Regions from separate parts of the Mus musculus genome. Here all the other regions are linked to region 2. The links are chromatin contacts, found by Hi-C in ENCODE. All regions are on one chromosome and are shown on one strand. Each heading gives the region's core, a stretch centred on a gene start or an enhancer-like site at or near the end of the contact. The rest is flanking DNA. Distances are from core to core; before and after follow the strand shown. Region 1 holds the start of Sfi1 (Sfi1 homolog, spindle assembly associated (yeast)). Region 2 holds the start of Gsdma (gasdermin A). Region 3 overlaps Limk2 (LIM motif-containing protein kinase 2). Region 4 holds the start of Limk2 (LIM motif-containing protein kinase 2). Region 5 overlaps Rnf185 (ring finger protein 185). Region 6 holds the start of Pik3ip1 (phosphoinositide-3-kinase interacting protein 1). Region 7 holds the start of Selenom (selenoprotein M).

Region 1 (2,700 bases), core at 63-2,562, about 95 Mb before region 2:
TCCATTTGGGCTTCTGAGGGCAACAGGCAAGCACAAGGTACCCAGACACCCATGCACGCAAAACAGCCACACACATAAATCTTTTTTTTTTTAATGTTTTTAAATAATCATGAATTGGAGGTTAGCCTGGGTTCTGAGGCCAGTGTGAGCTAGCTTGTGTTATAGAGACGCCAGAAATGGAGCCCAAAGCCTTCAGGACACCAGACAATCAGTCTACCTATGAGCTGGCATTTCAGGTGTGTTGTGAGCCACCAGTGGTGAACGCTGGGATTCCAACTGGTATTGTCTCAAAAAGGAGTAAGGGTTTCTTAAGCGCTGAGCCATCTCTCTGGCTCCTTTAATAAATCATCTTTCTTTTTAAAAATATTTAATATTAAATTTTAAACCATGATAACTTCAAATTACTTGATAATTACCAGGCAATCTAAAGCTCAGGGACTACAATTAAGACAGCATTTACAGCACGGGTTGCACATGTTTTTCCGAAGCACTTTTCATGAACGACCCACTCTAAGAACAGGCACCTCAGCTGGTGCTTATTGTCATTTTCCAGGCTGATGCTCAAGACCATCAGCTAACAGGTGGCAAAGGTGCCACTCTCATTCAAACCTCGATACACCTTCAGGAACTAAACCAGAAGAGGTTCCATGGTACAAACGCAACGTGAGCTCAGCTCCTTGCTTGGTCACTTGAGCTCAGTGTACCAACGAGCCCTACGCCCCGCCACACCCCTGAATCGAACGTGGATCTGCGCAGACTAGTAAGCGAAGCACGAGCTGGAGAATCACTCAGCGGAGCTCTCCACCAGGGGGAGAAGGATGCATAGACCCTGCAGAAACAGCGCGAGTGCAGCCGTGACTGCGAGCGACCTTACGCACGCCCTGCTCGCACTTCCACGCATGGACCAGAGCCTTGTGGGTAGGCAGCATCTCCTGCACTTCTACAGAAGAAAGCAGAAGCCCCGACCAAGCCGTTCCAGGACAAAGTTCCTAGGAACGCGCGCTCCGCCAACTTCAAAACGCAAGGGCGAGCCAGTCAAAAGCTGGAGGCGCTAGGCCGGGCCTCGTACCTGAGGGAGGTGACTCCTCAGCAGACGCTAGACAGAGGTGGTAGCAAAGGGCCCCAGCCCAGAGTTTCCGGCCCTGCGCCGACGGCGGCTCCTCCCCCGTCTCCACGGCAACGCGACCCGCGCCGGAAGCTGCTCTGTCCAGCTTAGTGCGCTCTGTCTTCCAGGAAACAGAGACTTCTCTCTAAGCTCGGCTTCCTACGGTTTTCTTGCCCTGAAGTTTCTGCGCTTCTGAGAAGCGGGTCACTAGTTACAACTCCTGCATGGGACCGGTGTGAGACGGAAAAGTGTCTCTTTTCATTGCGTGGTGGCTCACGTCGGTAATCTCCGCATCAAACAGCCGAATCTTTAAAGAGAACTTTCAGAACAAAGTATGAAGTTTCATACTAAGAACAGTGAAAACTAGTGGGTGGGTGTCTGAAGACGAAAACCAAGGGGCAGGAGATATGACTCACCAGTTAAATGCACTTTTCATTCATCCAGACTCCCAATACCCACACGGTGGCTCTTAAAACAGCCGTGACTCCCAAGTCGCGCTCCCGTTTGACCTATATGCAAGCAAAACATTCATACTCAAAATTTTTAAAAAGATTAAACCCAAGAAATATGGGTTTTGCCCTTTTACAAATGGTAATTTTGTAATCCAAAGATTTAAAAGCAATTATTGGTAACAGTCATTTGTGGGAGGCTGAGGCAGGGGGATCCCTGCAGTTAAAGAAAACCTGGCCTAATGAGTGAATTCCAGTACCGCCTGAGCTAGAATGAGACTCAGAATGGACAAGAAAAGTGTTTAAATCCAGTCTGCTGAAATGACAAGATGGCTCCTGAGTCCTAGGACCTGAGCTCAATCTCCAGTATTCCTATGGCAAAAGAGAACTCGCTCTTAGAAGCCATCCTTTGACCTCTAGCCACAAGCCATGACCATCCATGCACACAAAAAATAAAGATAATGGGAAAATAAATCTGGCCCGACAGTGGTGACTCACGCCTATAATCCCAGCACTTGGGAGGCAGAGGAAGGTGGATTTCTGAGTTCGAGGCCAGCCTGGTCTACAGAGTGAGTTCCAGGACAACCAGGGCTATACAGAGAACCCTAAAAAAAAGGAAAGAAAGAAAGAAAGAAAGAAAGAAAGAAAGAAAGAAAGAAAGAAAGAAAAAGAAACCTGGCTTAATGGTTCGTGCCTGCACTCCCTAGCTACTTAGGAGGTTGAGGCAGGGAATCACTAATTTTAAGATCACTGTCAGAAATTTGGAAAGACTGTCTCAAAAAAGAAAGGTGTGGGGGCCAGGCGAGGGGGGAAGGAATGGTTGCAGAGGCATATGAATCTCTGTTGAATTTAAAGCCAGCCTGCTCCTCAGAGTGAGTTCCAAGATAGCCAGGGCTAGGCAGAGAAACCCTGTCTCCAAAGGCAAAACAAACAAGCAAACAAAAAAAACCACAAAGATCATTGGACTCAGGTATGGAGTCACATACCTTTAATACCAATTCTAGAGAGACAGAAACAGGTGAATATGAGTTTCAGGCTAACCTCCTCTACAAAGAGAATCCCAGGCTAGCCAATGCTATAAAACAAGATTTTATCTCAAAAGAGCCAACAAGGTCCTGAGTTCAAATCCCAGAAACCACCTGGTGG
Region 2 (2,700 bases), core at 49-2,548:
GAGAAGTGGAAGGGAATGGAGGAAAGAAAAGGGGTGAAGGATGGGGACCAGAGAGGCAGAACAAAGTGTGGAAGGATTCTGAGAAAGTAAAGTAATAAAGTTTTAAAGATATTTTTGCAGAGTGTGAGACTCTTTCCTCACTCCTACCAGTCCCTAAGGAAATCTCCAGGAAACTGCTTCTTCATATGGCCTTGCAGTAAATCACATAAATTGTAATTTAGAGACCTGCCTGTGTGTGTAGAATCCTCTTTTAAGTGATTTCCAAGGAGCAACTTTAATAAGATAATGGGGGCTGGAGAGATGGCTCAGAGGTTAAGAGCACTGACTGCTCCTCCAGAGGTCCTGAATTCAAATCCCAGCAACCACATGGTGGCTCACAACCATCAGTAATAGAATATGTAGTCCTCTTCTGGTATGTCTGAAGAGAGCAGCAGTGCACTAACATGAGAGAGAGAGAGAGAGAGAGAGAGAGAGAGAGAGAGAGAGAGAGAGAGAGAGAGAGAGAGAGAGAGAGAAAGTTCCTGAATGACCTACAGGGAGACAGCTGAACGCCCACAGCATACATCCTGGGCTGTCCGTCATCTCACCGCTGAGATCCACCTCTGCCTGTGTGTGAGCATATATTCCATATACTTAGAGATGCTTCCAAATTATAGAAGGCCATATGAGCTCACTCTATCCTGCCTCCTCAGACTTCTGTGCATACTGGTACCAAGTTATGCATGTGTAGCCAAGGCACATATACACATAGAGAGAGGTAAGAATCAGCAGGCTGATGCATACAAAGTTGAAGGGCAGATTTTCAGCTGCTCTGCTGCCTGTAGTCCCTGAACATACAGGATTTCTTATCACTTATCATTTCCACAAGGCCTCAGATGAATGGCAGGTGCTTCCAGATGACATCAGGGCAGTGATCCACCCTGTATCACCCCTGCACACAATTACACGCATGCATGAGTACACACACACACACTCACATGCACACTCACACACAAATAAGCATAAGTGCATACACACACGCACACAGCCAATTCCCACTGCCTCCCTTCCTCCCCAGTCTATAAGCAAACTTTCAGTCCCCCTTCTTTCTGTCTCAGCCCCAGCAACACAGACACCTGCCTGGCATCTTTTTACCCACCCCCACAGGACCTGAGGCGGGGCACTTCAAACAGGTTGATGCTGTTCTCCTGGAAGTGGAACAAAAAGGGGTGGGGTCATTGTGGGAGGCGGGGTCTGTGGGAGCTTACATCCCCGCCTCCATGGAGGCATAAAGCAGCCAGTCCTGATAAAGGACAGCCAGTCATTCCCTCACCCTATAGACAGAACGAGCTCTGGTTCCTCACCACACACCAGCTGCCAGACAGGATCCAGCATCACCCTTCCCTGGTAAGATCAATGATGGCTGAGGAGGCAGGGGGACATTCTGGGGAACCAGGGGAAGGTTGGGGCCAAATGGGCATGGGATTTCTTATCCTTTATCATGGCCATAAATCTCCCTGCATTTTACTGGGGGTAGGACTCATAGTAGGCCTTAGAGAGAAGAGAGGCAGCCCTTTGAGTGCCACTCTGGTGAAGGGTAGGTCCTTCTAGGTACACTCAGTTGGTCTCTGGAGGGACATAGGCCATCCCAACCCTTCCAGGAACAAGGGCTGGAAAGTATATTGTAGATGGCAGGATGGCCCCAACATCTCTGTGTGCTCCTTCCTGTTTCCCTGCCTCTGTCAAGTACTACAGAAAGGTGAGGCCCATGGAGGCTAGCTGATGTGTCTGATCTCTTCCACCCACCAGGAAAACCTGGGTGTGTCTCCTGGATCCCCAGGTGAGATACCTCGACTTCAAAGACAGAGTCCTAAACTGTCAAACTTGTGATCCTTGCAGGCCCCACATCCTCTTGGTCCCTCTCCCTCCAGCATGTCTCCCAGGACCAAGCTCACTCTTTCTATCCTTGTTTCTACCAGACATGGTGCTGATGCTGTAGAGGTGACTCAGGCCCATTTCCTGCCCTCAGGAAAGTCACAGTTGAGTAGGCAAGGCAGTCAGGTGAACAGATGGATGGTAACAAGATGAATTAGCAGGTGTTTCAGAAGTGGATATACAAGATGCCTTGGGAATGCAGGCAGAGTCACCAAAATGCCCAAAGGAGTAAAGGGGTGAGCAGGTGACATGAGTTGAGTCTTTTTTTTTCCTTCTTACTCCAGTCCTGCTTGCTCAGAGTCCAAAGATTGATTGATTGATTGATTGATTGATTGATTGATTATAAGTACACTGTAGCTCAGATCTCATTATGGATGGTTGTGAGCCACCACGTGGTTGCTGGGATTTGAACTCAGGACCTCCAGAAGAGCAGTCTGTGCTCTTAACTGCTGAGCCATCTCTCCAGTCCTTCAGTTGAGTCTTATAGGACAAATACGAATTCTTTCTATTGGAAAGGGGATATATCGTAAGCAGAACTAACAAAGGCAAAGAAGTAGTTGGGAGAGAGGAACTAGGAAATTTGCCCACTTATACTGGTGTTGCTAGGAGGTGGGTGGGAAGGAAATGGAGGGTGCAAACAAGTGTAGCCTTGCCAAGGAAAGGGCAACTGGGGAAGCTGCCCAGCTCTGACTGCCCAGGCTCCTGGGCCCAGTGCGGTTGCTTCTTTCCCTAGTGTCCACAGGTCCTAGTTTCAACTGTCCCTTAGTGTGACAGGACACTTCCCTT
Region 3 (2,700 bases), core at 101-2,600, about 95 Mb before region 2:
CTGGGAGGCAGTGGCTGGGCCTTTGTTGGTTTTTTCTTTCAGTCTGGTATCTGCCCACAGATTCCAAACTAAAGGGGGAGGAGCCTCAGGGAAGTGACCTGCAGAGTGCACTTCAGGTGACTTAGGATTTCTTGTCTATCTTCAGCCCTTTGTCTTGTTCCTAACAAGGACTTGTAGTTGCCAGAATAGGTTAAGAGAAAAGGTCAGGCAAAGGCAGTAAGGGAAAGGGAGGAGCTATGGGGCAGTGGTGTGAAGAGGGACTACTGTAGAGGGAAGCTGGCAGGAGACACAATGCTGGAACAACTCTAACTAAGGGCTGTCTGAGGAACCCTGGCCCCATGCTACCTATGTGGATTAAAGACCCTGCAGCCCGTCCACGTTGTAAAGTGGGATCAGCAAACTGTTTTAGGGGCCTGTTCCAAGGCAAGAGCTCTTCACAGACAAGGAATTCAGCCCCCATCCACACCCAGACTCCTGCCTGCCAGACAGGAGAGCTAATCCCTTCTAATAATAATCACCTCAAGGGCTGCTCCTGGGGAGGTGAAATTGTTCCTGCATGTGTGTATCTGAGAGCTTCCATAAGATGGGGATGGCAAAAGGCACTTGAAGGTAGCAGAAAGCCCAAAATAGATCCTATAGATGGTGTGTTTGGTCTGAAGCCAGAGGGATAGCCCCAGGCATCTCAGGCCAGCACAGTGGGACGTACCAATTTGATGAGACAGTTGTGTGAGTTCAGGTCCCGGTGGATGATGCACATGGAGTGTAAATAGGCCTGTAACAGAAGCAGGAGCCATGGAGCCTCTTGGCCCAGGCCACGCCCATCCTGCTGCCCCTCCCCCAGTCCCAGCTACTCCTGTCTTCTAGGCCAAGCCTGTTTAGCTTCCCATCCCCACCCCCAAGCCACGCTTGTGTCCTAACACCAACAGAAAACTGCCAGTTCCTGCCCAGGTTTTCCCACTGTCTCCACCTCTACTGGCCTCTGAGTCTCCCATCCTTGAGGCAATCTAAAGTGAGCACCCTCAAACACACTGCTCCCCCTGGCCCCTCCAGAGTCAGGCTTTAGCCCCTTTGGGAAAGCAATGACCTCCTGACTCACCTCCCCTGACACACCCTCCTCCTCTGCCTGTACTTCAGCCCCTCCCTCTTCCTGTCCAGCCATTTCTAAACTATTTTTACTAGACATTCCCGTGTCACTCTTAGGAGCTTACTTTCTCAGTCTTTCCTTTCCCCGTAGATGGGGAAGGTGACACTGCCCTCTTCCTAGCCCCCTGTACTACTTCACTGTTCCTAGGCCCACAGAGTTTTTCCTATAGCTGTAACCCAGCCTGGCTGCCTGCCAACCCCTCCTCAAAGGCTGTCATACCTCCCCCATGTACCCTCTTTCCTGAGACCCCTGTGTGTTGCTTCTGTTCCAGCCCCCACAGGGCCATCCCTTTGCAGAGCCATCTTCTCCTGTGCTGGCCATCGCTGCCTGCACAGCTCTGGCTCACTTTCTCTTTACAGAGCTGGGTGACCTCTGGCAAACTCCTGGCAAGCCCAGGACCCAGCCCTTCCTCTTCTACCTCACTTCTTCACTGTGAACAGAGGTTCCTGGAGGAATGAGCACAATCCTGGGTGCAGCCCCTCCCTCCGCGAAGTGACTGCTCCACACAGCAGGCACTGTGCTTCACTAGTTGTGAGGATGGCTAGACTCATTCCCACAATGCACCCAATAGGAACTTTAGTCTACTACTGGCTCATTCTTCAGCATTCACCTAAACATGTCCTCCTTCCCGCCTCACCTAGAACACATGTCCCCCTTCCCACCTCACCTAGAACACATGTCCCCCTTCCCGCCTCACCTAGAACACATGTCCCCCCTTCCCACCTCACCTAGAACACATGTCCCCCTTCCCGCCTCACCTAGAATACATGTCCTCCTTCCCGCCTCACCTAGAACACATGTCCCCCTTCCCACCTCACCTAGAACACATGTCCCCCTTCCCACCTCACCTAGAACACATGTCCCCCCTTCCCACCTCACCTAGAACACATGTCCCCCTTCCAGCCTCACCTAGAACACATGTCCCCCCTTCCAGCCTCACCTAGAACACATGTCCCCCTTCCCGCCTCATCTAGAATACACTGCCCCCCTTCCCGCCTCATCTAGAATACACTGCCCCCCTTCCCACCTCATCTAGAATACACTGCCCCCCTTCCCGCCTCATATTCGGTAGGTAAGGTCCCACTGCACCTGAGCACCTCTTTGACAGAAAGGTCAGGGTACACTGAGCTATGGTTTGCCTTGTTCATGCCATTTGGTGTTAAAGAGATTTGGAGTCCTTTGAGAATAGAACTGTTGACTGAAAGAGAGGAGCTAGCCAACTACTAGCTTGGTACTGAAAGAAATTTAGTAGGCAGCTGCTGAATGTCCCAGCCCCCATGATGGGTCTCTTGTCTTCCAGAGCAGCCTGCAATCCCTGCACCTCACTCTACACATGCGCAAGACTGCTGGTAGGACTCACCATTCCAGAGGAGATGCCTTTGGCAAACCTGACCTTCTGTTGCCAGGGGAACGGGTCCTGCAGGATAGGAGAATGTCCATAAGAGGAGTCCTTCCCAGCTTTTGGTCTAGACTCCATTCCAGTCTCTCCCAGTATACACCACTGATGGCAAACAAGGTCCCTCTAACCCTCAAGGTTCCAGAGTAATGAGCACAGG
Region 4 (2,700 bases), core at 20-2,519, about 95 Mb before region 2:
ACAGACCAAGCAATTCTCCTGGCTCTGTCTAGTCTGGGATTACAGGTGTGCAATCACCACTACCAGCCAGGAAAAAAAATTAAGGGAAGAGACAGACGAATTTCCGCTCCATGCTTTCCTTCTCCAGAGCATATTATCACCAATAAGGTCTGAAATTCCATGTTCCCGTAGTGAGGAAGTGACCCACTGGCGGCCCGGTCCTTGAATTCAGGATGGAGGAAGTGACTGTCCACCGGCCCAAAGCCAGGAAGTGGAGGCACATATTCAGTCCCTCCCCCACCCCTAAAATTCTCCCTTGGCCTTTCTAGAAAACTTTTGGAAGTCGACCCTGGTAGACCCAGAAACTGAGCCACTCACACCGGTGGCTGGGAATAAGGCGGCAGAAAGTTCATGATGCCGCGGGGCAGGAAGCTGCAAGATGATTCGTGAAGGGATTTACAGGCCCAGCTAAGCCAATTCTGAAATTTCCTTCACTCAACTCTTCCCCTCAAGGTGCGGAGCTATTAATCTGCTGGCATCAGAGACTACGCGAGGACTCAACTAGTCTCTAGGAAGACTTGAAGCTGTTCTCCACAGGAGGCAGAGGTCTTTGAGCCTCAGGAAGAACGGTCGGATGTCTTCCTATCCACATCATAAACTCCACACTCATACTCTATCTCTAGGAACCACTCCTCCCAATCCCAGAGTCCAAAGACACCTTCGAGAACTTTGGGTCTACAGAAAACCTAGAACCCAGGATAACTCGGAATCTCAAGTCCTGAACTCTGGAAGACCCTGTACTTCCCATATTTCAGAATCTCAGGTGCCTCGGCTTCCTTAGCCAGGAGACTTGCCCGGTCTGCAGATCCGAGGATCCACCTCGCGGGAATTCGCCCCACGCGCCGGCCGCAAGGAGCCCTCAGTCTTAGAACGACTGCGCTCGGACTTCCAGAGTCCCAAGACCTTCAAGTCCCGAGGGAACCATTGTGTTCGATCCTCCCCACCCTGCCAGGCTCTCGCTGAGGATTCCGGACCCAAGAAAAACCAGACAGCCAGAAACCCGCGAGCGGCGGGCTGGACGGAATGGGCCCTTCTTACCCGCCAGCGCCGCCATGGTCCAGGGCGCGGACAACACAGGAAGGACCACCCGGCAGCAGCGCCTCAGGTCCGCGCCCGCCTGCGGTCTAGAGAAGAGGCTGTCTCTGCCCCTGCAGCCGGAAGGATGCACCGCCTACGGCGCCCTGGGAGGACCAAACCGCACCTGGCACGGGGACCCGCCCCGGAGCCCCTCCCACTTAGGTTAACGACCCGCCCTGCCCCGTCCCGCCTCCCGCGCGAACTCTGCCGCATCTCTGGCGCCTGCTGGCGACTGGCGACCTCTAGAGGCGTTCGGATTGACCAGGGTGATTCAGTTTAGGCTGGAGGTCGCAACACAGGGGACCCTCGGCGCTCAGGTTAGTCCAGTTGCCCTTCTACACTACTTGAAAATGGCTCTGCTCTTCAGGTGCAGAGCGTGGGTAGGTATCACAGGTCTTTTGACTCCCAGTTTGTAATCAGCAATGTGAACACGAAGAAGCTAAGAGAAACCACTTTTGCGTGTCAAAGGCAATATGGAAATGAGGCTCCCTAGAGCAGATTATGGAGGCCAAATACCTGGGTTCCTGGAATTTTGGGTCCAGGACTCCCACTCCTTATATAAAGTCCCTGGTTGGTCAAGTCTCATAGAAAATGGCGTAAACTTTGTCTATAATCCACGCACAATCTTCATATGCTTTATTTTTTCTTTTGTTTTGCCACAGGGTCTTGAAATGCAGCCAGACTGATATTGAACTTGCCAGCCTCTTGCCTCAGCTTCTTGAGTGCTGAGATATTCTTGTTTTAAATCATCTCTAGATTGTTTATTTAAAAAAAAAAACCAAAATCTAGATGTTCTAACATAGTTATCTTATTCTGTGACTAAAATCAAGAAAGAACCGGACAGTGGTGGCACACGCCTTTAATCCCAGCACTTGGGAGGCAGAGGGAGGTGGATTTCTGAGTTCGAGGCCAGCCTGGACTACAGAGTGAGTTCCAGGACAGCCGGGGCTATACAGAGAAACCGTCTAAAAAAAAAAAAAAAAAAAAAAAAAGACGCAGCACTCTCAGCTCCTTCTCCATCGCCATGTCTACCTGTATTCTGCCATGCTTCTGGCCGGGATGATAGTGAACTAAACTTCTGAACCTGTAAGCCAGCCCCAAATAAATGTTGTCCTTTGTAAGAGTTGCTGTGGTCATAGTGTCTCTTCCCAGCATTAGAACCCTAACTATGACACTCGGTTTTAGACAATTGTTACTTCCCTCCATCAGATTTATGTACATGGGAAAAGAGTCCAGAGGATCAGGAAATGGGTAGGAATGGAGCCCAAGGAAACCAATCCTGCCTCCAACTCTCCCATCAGCTGCCTCTGGCTCTACTACTTAGGTAAACAAAACAGCACAATTCTCTGTCTTCCTGCATGGCCTTTTGTTAACAAAAGTGGCTGCTAGTTAGATGTTTCTTCCGTGGCGCCTTCATATGACCTAGGGTGCACAAGTGCTAGGGAGGGGGCTGTACCTGACTTCCTTCCTGGGAACTCACTTGAGCTGCTGGCTTCCCTCTGAGGAGATATCTGATGCGTAGGGAACACTAGATTATATACTGAATTAGGAAAGAATTCTTGGGGCTCTTCTGACAAGCTACTT
Region 5 (2,700 bases), core at 157-2,656, about 95 Mb before region 2:
TCATCAGGAGTGGCGACAGATGCCTTTGCCAGCTGGGTCATCTTGATGGTCACAGGATGCCCCCACCCCACTCACTTGTACTTTCCACTTTGTCCACAGTAAATACTATATTTGAATTTTTGGTTATATTTATTTACTTAAGATGTATGTGAGTGTGTGGGTACACCTGCCACAAGTGACTTGTGGAGGTTGGTATTTTCCTCCTCCATCATAGGGACCCTGGGGATTGGATCCAGGTCATAAGCTTGGCAGTAGGCACTTTTACCCACTGACCCATCTCAACAGCTCACTTACTAATATTCAGAAAAATAAGGGAATTTGTTCAAAGTTCTATATCTTCTTTTTTTTTTAAAGATTTATTTATTATATGTAAGTACACTGTAGCTGTCTTCAGACACACTAGAAGAGAGTGTCAAATCTCATTACAGACGGTTGTGAGCCACCATGTGGTTGCTGGGATTTGAACTCAGGACTTCTGGAGAAACAGTCAAAGCTCTTAACCACTGAGCCATCTCTCCAGCCCCCAAGTTCTATATCTTCATATTTCAACAAAGGACAAAAAGGAAGCAAGCAGACTAAGAATCATTCACATGAAATTGTGGTGGAAATTTTAGAGATTTTGTTGTTGTTGTTTTAATATTTATTTATTTATTATATGTAAGTACACTGTAGCTGTCTTCAGATACTCCAGAATAGGGAGTCAGATCTCATTATGGATGGTTGTGAGCCACCATGTGGTTGCTGGGATTTGAACTCAGGACCTCTGGAAGAACAGTCAGTGCTCTTAACAGCTGAGCCATCTCTCCAGCCCCCTGTTGTTTGTTTTTTAAGACAGGTCTATGTAGCCCTGGCTGGCCTGGAACTAACTAAATGGACCAGACTAAATCTAGTCTCTCATAGAGATCTGCCTGTCTAAGATTAAAGGCATGAGCTACATTGGGTAAAATTTTAGCACTTTACACTTACACACACACACACACACACACACACCTACCTCTGCATGCACAAAATTTCTATTACTGGCTGGAGTTTTGTCAACTTGACACAAGTTAGAGTCATTTAAGAGGGAACCTCTTATAAGTACAGCATTTAATTGAGGCTGAGGTTCAGAGGTTCAGTCTAGTATCATCAAGGTGGGAACATGGCAGCATCCAGGTAGGCATGGTGCAGGAGAAGCTGAGAGTTCTACATCTTCATCTGATGGCTGCTAGAAGACTGGCTTCCAGGCAGCCAGGATGAGGGTCTTAAAGCCCAGATCCACCATGACAAACCTACTAACAGTGCCACTCCCTGGGCTAAGCATATACAATCCATCACACTGGCCTATGGCAAGTCTGTGGGACATTCCTTGATTAATGACTGATGTTTGATGGCCTAGCCTGCTGGGGGCAGTGCCAACTCTGGGCAAGTGGTCCTGGATAGTATAAGAAAGCAGGCTGAACAAGTCAGAGCAGCACTTCTCCATGGCTCCTGCCCTGCTTGAGTTCTTGCCCTGATTTCCCTCAGTGATGGGGGGTGACCTCAGAGTTACAAACTAAAATAAAACCCTCCCTCCCCAAGTTGCTTTTGACATGGTATTTCTCACAGAAACCCTAACTAAGACAACACCCATACATATATTTTTTTAGATTAATTATATGAGTGTTTTGCCTGCACATATGTCCTTGTACTGTATGTGCATCTGGTGCCCAAGGAGATCAAAAGAGTGTGTCAGATTCTCTAGGACTAGAGTTACAGATGGCTGTAAGCCACCATGTGACTTCTGGGAATCAAGCCCAGGTTCTCTGCAAGATCAAGTGCTCTTAACTGCAGAGCCATCTCTCCAGGCCCCAAAGTATTTTTTTTAATTGAAAGAAAAAAAATGGCTGGAGAATAGCTCAATGGTAGAGAGGTGTTCAATACCCTGTATTGTAAAGTAAGTAAATAAATAAATACAATTTTTAGAGATTTATTTAAAGACTTATTTATATTATGTATGTGAGCACACAGTTGATCTCTTCAGACACACCAGAAAAGGGCACTGGATCCCATTACAGATAGCTGCGAGCTACCATGTGGTTGCTGGGAATTGAACTCAGGACCTCTGGAAGAGCAGTAGTGCTCTTAACCACTGAGCCATCTCTCTAGCCCATAAATATAATTTTACCAAAAGCATGGCACAGAGATATCTGATACTCTAAGTGTGAATTTCAGTTCTCACTTATTGTGTAATTTTGCCCAAGTTATCTCCTCTCCATGCTTGTCTGTAGAATGGGTCATTATCTCTATACACAATAGCTGTCACAATCTGACAGAAAACAGTACCGAGGCTCCATCCAGGTAAGTATTCAGGAACAGTACTCCTTATATTCCCCCAGAGAGCAACGAAATCAGCACGTGGTTACACTGCAAATGAGTCATTACGTCCCTTTCTGAATGAGCATTCTTCCTTGAAGGCAGCCTGGGTAACTATGCACTGGTAGGAAATGTAGTATGGAACAAAGCTTGACCCAGAGAATTAAGATTTCTACCTAAAGTGCTGAAGTCAAGGGCATTTGCATTTCTTACCATAACATCTTCTAACACCCTGCTAATCTTTTCTGTATGAATTATTTCATTTAATATTCCCTGCTTGCCTTGAGGTAAAAATTACTACAACACTGTTAGCATACCCTGGGATGTTAAATTAGGCTGAGTAGTTACGTCACTCGCTCATGCCAT
Region 6 (2,700 bases), core at 109-2,608, about 95 Mb before region 2:
TGATCTGACCCTACACACACACATACCACACACATATATACACACCACATGCACACCCCCCCACCCCTCCCCAACCCCACCCCCACACGCACACACACGCACTCTTTGGGGGGCGGTGTTTATATGTGTGTTTTGCCAGCATATGTGTATGTGCATGACTGAGTATCAGAGGAGGGAGTCCATATTCTGGATCTGGACACAGATGGCCTTATGCTAAGTGCTGGGAACTGAACTAAGTGCTCCGCAAGAGCAACAAGTGCTCGTAACTAATGAGCCACCTCCCCAGTCCGGACAATGGTTTTAAAAGGCATGTCAGGTGGTTTGGGGACATGGTTCAGAGACTAGGAGTACTTGCTGCTCTTCAAGAAGAGCTGACCCGAGTTCCACTGCCTACTTCAGCTACCTCCCATGGTCGACAACTGCCTATAACCCCAGTTCTTGAGGCCCTGAAGTTTTCCTATGGCCTGAGTACAGACACAGATAAACCCACAAATAAAAATAACCCTTTTCTTCTTAAAAGACACATCAGGGTTCAATCACTTCTCATAGTTAGAATCACATTAGCTTTCCACTATGATAAAGTCTATAAAACTTACTTCATAGTGTTATTTTTTTCCTCCCTACATTGTGGCAAGATCAAAACAGAGTTTCTATTCTTGGATTTGCCCCAGTCACAAGGTAGTCTTGGCAAACCACCCTGTTCTCTCAGTTTACTGAGGCTGCTTGGGAACTTCAACTGCCAGCCAAATAGAAACTCCAAAAGCCCTAAGTTATGTGGATGTGGTTTAACTGTAGACACAAATTATTGCAACTAGATTTCCTATATACTGCTTGAGGGGAGTTGGAAGGAAGACATTTTACTTCTGGGCTGGTAAAAAGGGTGGACTTTACAATATAGCTAAAGGAATTCAATGTTTGTGTAACATGTATTTTCAGCTAATGATACCCTTTCTGTGTTCCTACTATATATGGATAACCCAAACCTCAAATGTTAGTAAAGGAATGTGACTGAACTGGCCCTAGCAAAGTACAATTTAAATATATTGCTTCCAGACAGATAATTCTTAGTTGTGCTGTCTATGTGGTCTTAAATTCTTCCTGCTTCTGCAATCAGCATCCGCTCTTACAACTGTGTAGTGCTTTTGGGGCTCCTAATCCACCCCACTCCACGATGCCTTCTGACACAGTGACTCTGTACTCACACTGGTGGAAAAGGAAGAAAAGCCCTGGGCATGCAGTTGTGCAGGTCTCACGCGGAGCTGCTGCTAAGCAAAACCTCTCTGCCACTCTCGGCTTGGCTGAGTTCCTCTCTTGGCTCAGGGTTAGTGATCTGGTAAGGTCTAGGAGGCTTAGGACCCAGGGGGCGCCTTTCAGCTGAAAAACACCTCGGCTGCAGCAAGCTAGCTGGGAAGCTCCCAGTTCTAAAGAGAGGCTGTTTACCAGAAGAGCATAACAGGGGCCGGCCAGTCTGACTGCAAGGAGACAAAACTGCTGCCAAGGAGGACCCCCCCCCCCCATTTGGACACTGGCTGTTGAGTCACCTGCGAGCCGAAGAGACGAGGATGCTGTTGGCTTGGGTACACACATTTCTTCTCAGCAACATGCTTCTGGCAGAAGCCTATGGATCTGGAGGTGAGATTACGTTTTCTCCCCCTTTCTGCAGCAACTTAAATGAAACAGATTCCCCAAACGTGGTCAGGCCGACAGGGAAGGAAGGTTTTGGCTGCTTTTCTCGTTATCCTACGAAAGCATTCTTCTCTCCTCTCTCCTTCCTTGCCAGAGGCTTGCAGCTCCATCTTTGCCATTAAGAACAAAGACAAGTAGTCACTTTCTCTTTCCCTTTCCTTTCACACGAGTGGATGGAGTGGAATTCGTCTCTTCTACTCCCCAGAGTCTTACCCTTTTAAAGTCCGTTTGCTTTGTGTGGCAGGCGCACGAACCTCCCCTCTCCAGCCTCCTCCCGTGGCTCTCTGCTGAGGGGAGTGGGAGCTTAAGAGATGAGGCAGAGACCCTCAGCTGGGGTCTCTATTGGATCTTTTGCTTCCCTGAATCAAAGGCTTTTGTGGAATTCTCTTGGGAGCTGGCGGTGTCTGTTAAACTAGCAGAAAGTGGCTGTATTCGTAGAGAAGGGAACACCAGTTTATATAACATTGACTTCTCAACACTGGGATGACTTCCATGTCTGACTGCCCAGAACCAAACTCACCATCTCCACAGAAAGACCTTAGGGAGAAAGACCTTCTTGTACCTTCAAAGTGGTCCCAAGTCCAAGAATAACAACCCTTTGCAGTTGTGCAGCGATCTTAAGCTTTTTTAAAAGGAAGGAAGGAAGGAAGGAAGGAAGGAAGGAAGGAAGGAAGGAAGGAAGGAAGGAAGGAAGGGAAGGGAAGGGAAGGGAAGGGAAGGAAGAAGAAAGCTAAATCGAGTGTTGTGTGTGGACCAAACGCCGCCAGGGGCGTGACACTCTGAGGTACACAGGGCTTTCTCCCGCGGGGCCAGAGAAACGCACTAAGAGTCTCGGGCGGGTTCCTCTTCCTCATAGGCTGCTTCTGGGACAACGGCCACCTGTACCGGGAGGACCAGCCCTCGCCCGCGCCGGGTCTCCGCTGCCTCAACTGGTTGGCCGCGCAAGGCAGCCGCGAGTCGCTCACCGAGCCCAGTGAGTGTCCGCCGGGGAGGCGGGCGGGGTTGGTGGGCGGC
Region 7 (2,700 bases), core at 11-2,510, about 95 Mb before region 2:
CCAGAAAGGTAAAAATACCTTGGATCACAAGCAGCGTTGGCTCAGTGTTGACAAGGTTCTCTGAATCCTGTGGGAAAGGGCACAGCGTGTTCTTGCTGTCTGCCAGGGATTGGTTCCAGGGCACACTTCCATACCAAAACTCGAAATATGAGGATGCTCAAATCCATAGATAAAATGGCTTAGTATTTTCCTAAAGCCCGTGTGGCCTGATCTTGTACTTTCTATCATTTCTAGATAATTTATAACACCTAATACAATACAGATGCTATAAATAGTTGTAATGCTCTATTGGTTGGAATAACAACAAGAAAAGAGTCTGTACATGTTCAGTACAGAGGCAGTTTTTACTTCCTAATATTTCCAACTTGAGACTGGTTAAATCCAGGGTGACAAAAAACTGATTGTACTTGCTGTGTCTGCTGAAGGCATGAGGACATGGAGTGCCACCTGTTTCCTCCTTGGTCCAGGGAGATGATCCACAGAGGTGTTTGGGGCTCAAATCCAGATCTATGAATTGGCCTATTTTACATTTCTGAAACAGTTCCTAATCTGCAAAACGGAGTTCATTGCTGGAGGGGGCCGTTGTGATGAGGAAGGGGAAGAGCTAATAATGGAAGGTAACACAGCCAGAGTCTGTCCTAATCACCCTGCCCTCAGGAGGTTGAGTGAAGAGTATTGCTTTGAGTTCAAGGACAGTAGGAGATTGGTGTGTACCATCTCTGACCAGATACTGTTCTAATGAGATGCATTGTGTATATTAACCCTCCCAGCCTTTTCTAGGTAAAAAAGGATAGGTAGTATTCCTTTGTAAGAATTTATATTTATTATTATTATTATATGTGTGTGTGCACCGCGTGTGCCTGTACAGGCACGGACATGCCATGGTGAGCGGTTGGGGACGCCTGTGGAGGACAGAGCACAACTTGTGGGAATTGCTGTTTTTCTTTCACTTTTTTTTAGGTTTCAGGGATAAAACTCAGGAGTCAGGCTGTCATAACAAGCGCTTTTACCCTCTGAGCTTTCTTGAGCGGGGCGTAGGTAATGGTCCTCGCTTACAACGTGTGCTTTGGGGAATTGAAGCTTTGATCGGAATTTCGTTCAAAGACATCAAAAGCGTATAAAGGAGATCTCCTAGGTTCCTGCTTCCTTATCTTAACTCTCTGACCCAGAAATCCTTGTGTCCATCTGCGAACCTCCTGCGCCCTCTGGTGACGCGAAGTAGTGCTGTCTCCTGGCATCCTGCGGGAGCGTTTCACACTTAGTGGGCAAATGCAATATGGAGATTGTGAGAACTGGGAACATGAAGTCTGGAGGACCAGAGAGTAGCTGAGACAGGGATGGGGGTTAGTGGGAGGCAACCACCCGATTTGGGTGGGATGTCAGTGGGGCTGTTTCTAGCTCTGGGGGCGTGGTTTATGGCTGGGCGGAGCTTTTGGCTTGGGCGGGGCCAGCTTGCGGGCCAGACGTGGCGCAGCGGCCGAGTTTGGGTGCAGCCTGCGGAACGTCTCCTGCCAGGCACAGATGAGCATCCTACTGTCGCCGCCGTCGCTGCTGCTGCTTCTTGCAGCCCTTGTGGCTCCAGCCACCTCCACCACCAACTACCGACCGGATTGGAACCGTCTTCGAGGCCTGGCCAGGGGGCGGGTGGAGGTGAGTGCGCCTTTTCCCAACCTTAGTACGACAGTTCCACAACCTTGCTGCCCCTTATCCCAAGAATATAGTCCGGCCTCAGGAATACCAGAATTCCCGAAACACCCCCCCCCCCTTTCCCTCCTGCACGGCCCGGGAATCATTCCTTTTATTTCCCAGCCGCATGATGAACAGCATCTACTGTGGAAGTAAGAAGTCTCGTCCTTGTGGCCTGGCACTCTGAACCCTTGCCTCTGCTCCAGGCTTGGCCCTACCGTGGGTCTCTGGCTATAATTTTTTGAAAACTGGCCCCTTAGAACCCACCTTCTCTAAGGATAACCTCACCTTTCCCCATTATTTCTCCCCCCACCCAGACTTAGTGCCTGGCATTCCAGAATCTCTTTTCTTCTGGTGGGGAGAAAAGACCTAAGCTCCTCCCCTCACTGTACTCTGCTGGAGCTGGAGGAGAGGATAGGGAAATGAGATACCAACAGTCCACAGCCACCCTGGACCACCACCACCTGCCGGCCAAAGGACTCCCCTGGAGTCTTCCTAAGTGATTCCTATGTTTGCAGACTCTTCATGGGCCTTAGCTGGTTTATTTTTAATTTAAAAAAAAATTAACAAAAGGAAGTGTAAGGGAGGCCTGAAATAGGGAGGTCTGGACTTCCTGTTGGGCTGCGGCCTCCCATCAGGAATAGAGAAGGACCATCCATACTCCCAAGTTAGGGAAGATCAGCCAGATGGTTCCTGAAGCTGAACCACAGGTGGCTGGCAGGGCTGCCTCTGCATGGGGTGGGGTAGGGACCAGATGGCAGGTGCCTCTAACAGGGCCCTTAGGGTAGTTCTGAGCTGTTCCCTTCTAGTCTGACTTTCGTCTCAAGGGCCAAAGGCCAGGGTTAGAATTCTACCGACAACAGGGAGAATGCCGTAACCCATGTCTCCTGGGCATTGGTCAGCTATCAATAACATGCAGACAGGGACCCATGGCTGGTTTCTCTCCCTCATTCTTTACCTGTGGCTCTAGGCCTGAGCTTCCCAACCTGTACAGAGGTCTTCTTGCTCACAGGA

What was found. A loop is a pair of places that touch in the nucleus more often than their neighbours do.
Region 1: a loop to region 2 is called in a map of regulatory T cell, with 575 times the contacts of the local background. The contact joins the promoter of Sfi1 here to the promoter of Gsdma in region 2. A Hi-C loop is called at or near these places in 5 of 37 maps with a recorded cell type or tissue (T-helper 1 cell, T-helper 17 cell, T-helper 2 cell and 1 more).
Region 3: a loop to region 2 is called in a map of T-helper 2 cell, with 35 times the contacts of the local background. The contact joins the enhancer-like site here to the promoter of Gsdma in region 2. A Hi-C loop is called at or near these places in 2 of 37 maps with a recorded cell type or tissue (T-helper 1 cell and T-helper 2 cell).
Region 4: a map of regulatory T cell shows a loop between it and region 2 (28-fold over the local background). The contact joins the promoter of Limk2 here to the promoter of Gsdma in region 2. A Hi-C loop is called at or near these places in 4 of 37 maps with a recorded cell type or tissue (T-helper 17 cell, T-helper 2 cell and regulatory T cell).
Region 5: a map of T-helper 17 cell shows a loop between it and region 2 (34-fold over the local background). The contact joins the enhancer-like site here to the promoter of Gsdma in region 2. A Hi-C loop is called at or near these places in 4 of 37 maps with a recorded cell type or tissue (T-helper 1 cell, T-helper 17 cell and regulatory T cell).
Region 6: a map of T-helper 1 cell shows a loop between it and region 2 (25-fold over the local background). The contact joins the promoter of Pik3ip1 here to the promoter of Gsdma in region 2. A Hi-C loop is called at or near these places in 2 of 37 maps with a recorded cell type or tissue (T-helper 1 cell and T-helper 17 cell).
Region 7: a map of T-helper 2 cell shows a loop between it and region 2 (21-fold over the local background). The contact joins the promoter of Selenom here to the promoter of Gsdma in region 2. A Hi-C loop is called at or near these places in 3 of 37 maps with a recorded cell type or tissue (T-helper 17 cell and T-helper 2 cell).

Annotation. Positions count from the first base shown.
Region 1 is chr11:3,192,291-3,194,990 of GRCm38, forward strand. Sfi1 (Sfi1 homolog, spindle assembly associated (yeast)) reads right to left here and starts at 1,313. Exons shown (of 33, transcript NM_030207.3): 1 at 1,070-1,313.
Region 2 is chr11:98,663,053-98,665,752 of GRCm38, forward strand. It overlaps Gsdma (gasdermin A), which reads left to right and starts at 1,299. Exons shown (of 12, transcript NM_021347.4): 1 at 1,299-1,386.
Region 3 is chr11:3,347,888-3,350,587 of GRCm38, forward strand. It overlaps Limk2 (LIM motif-containing protein kinase 2), which reads right to left. Exons shown (of 16, transcript NM_010718.4): 11 at 2,505-2,561; 12 at 707-772. Among named protein-coding and RNA genes, the nearest start is that of Gm12592, 18 kb to the left of the region's middle. Within about 2 kb of position 1,351, at least 2 of the 3 ENCODE cell types and tissues checked have a DNase peak (open chromatin) inside an H3K27ac peak, as active enhancers do.
Region 4 is chr11:3,407,969-3,410,668 of GRCm38, forward strand. It overlaps Limk2 (LIM motif-containing protein kinase 2), which reads right to left and starts at 1,270. Exons shown (of 16, transcript NM_010718.4): 1 at 1,078-1,270. The coding sequence starts at 1,093. Gm51879 (a long non-coding RNA gene) reads left to right here. Exons shown (of 2, transcript XR_003949624.1): 1 at 1-1,433; 2 at 1,779-2,700.
Region 5 is chr11:3,440,496-3,443,195 of GRCm38, forward strand. The region is part of intron 1 of Rnf185 (ring finger protein 185); the gene reads right to left. Among named protein-coding and RNA genes, the nearest start is that of 8430429K09Rik, 11 kb to the right of the region's middle. Within about 2 kb of position 1,407, at least 1 of the 3 ENCODE cell types and tissues checked has a DNase peak (open chromatin) inside an H3K27ac peak, as active enhancers do.
Region 6 is chr11:3,329,373-3,332,072 of GRCm38, forward strand. It overlaps Pik3ip1 (phosphoinositide-3-kinase interacting protein 1), which reads left to right and starts at 1,359. Exons shown (of 6, transcript NM_178149.4): 1 at 1,359-1,632; 2 at 2,543-2,659. The coding sequence starts at 1,563. It overlaps Gm12592 (predicted gene 12592), which reads right to left and starts at 1,818. Exons shown (of 2, transcript NR_165248.1): 1 at 1,542-1,818.
Region 7 is chr11:3,513,424-3,516,123 of GRCm38, forward strand. Selenom (selenoprotein M) reads left to right here and starts at 1,261. Exons shown (of 5, transcript NM_053267.3): 1 at 1,261-1,650. The coding sequence starts at 1,522.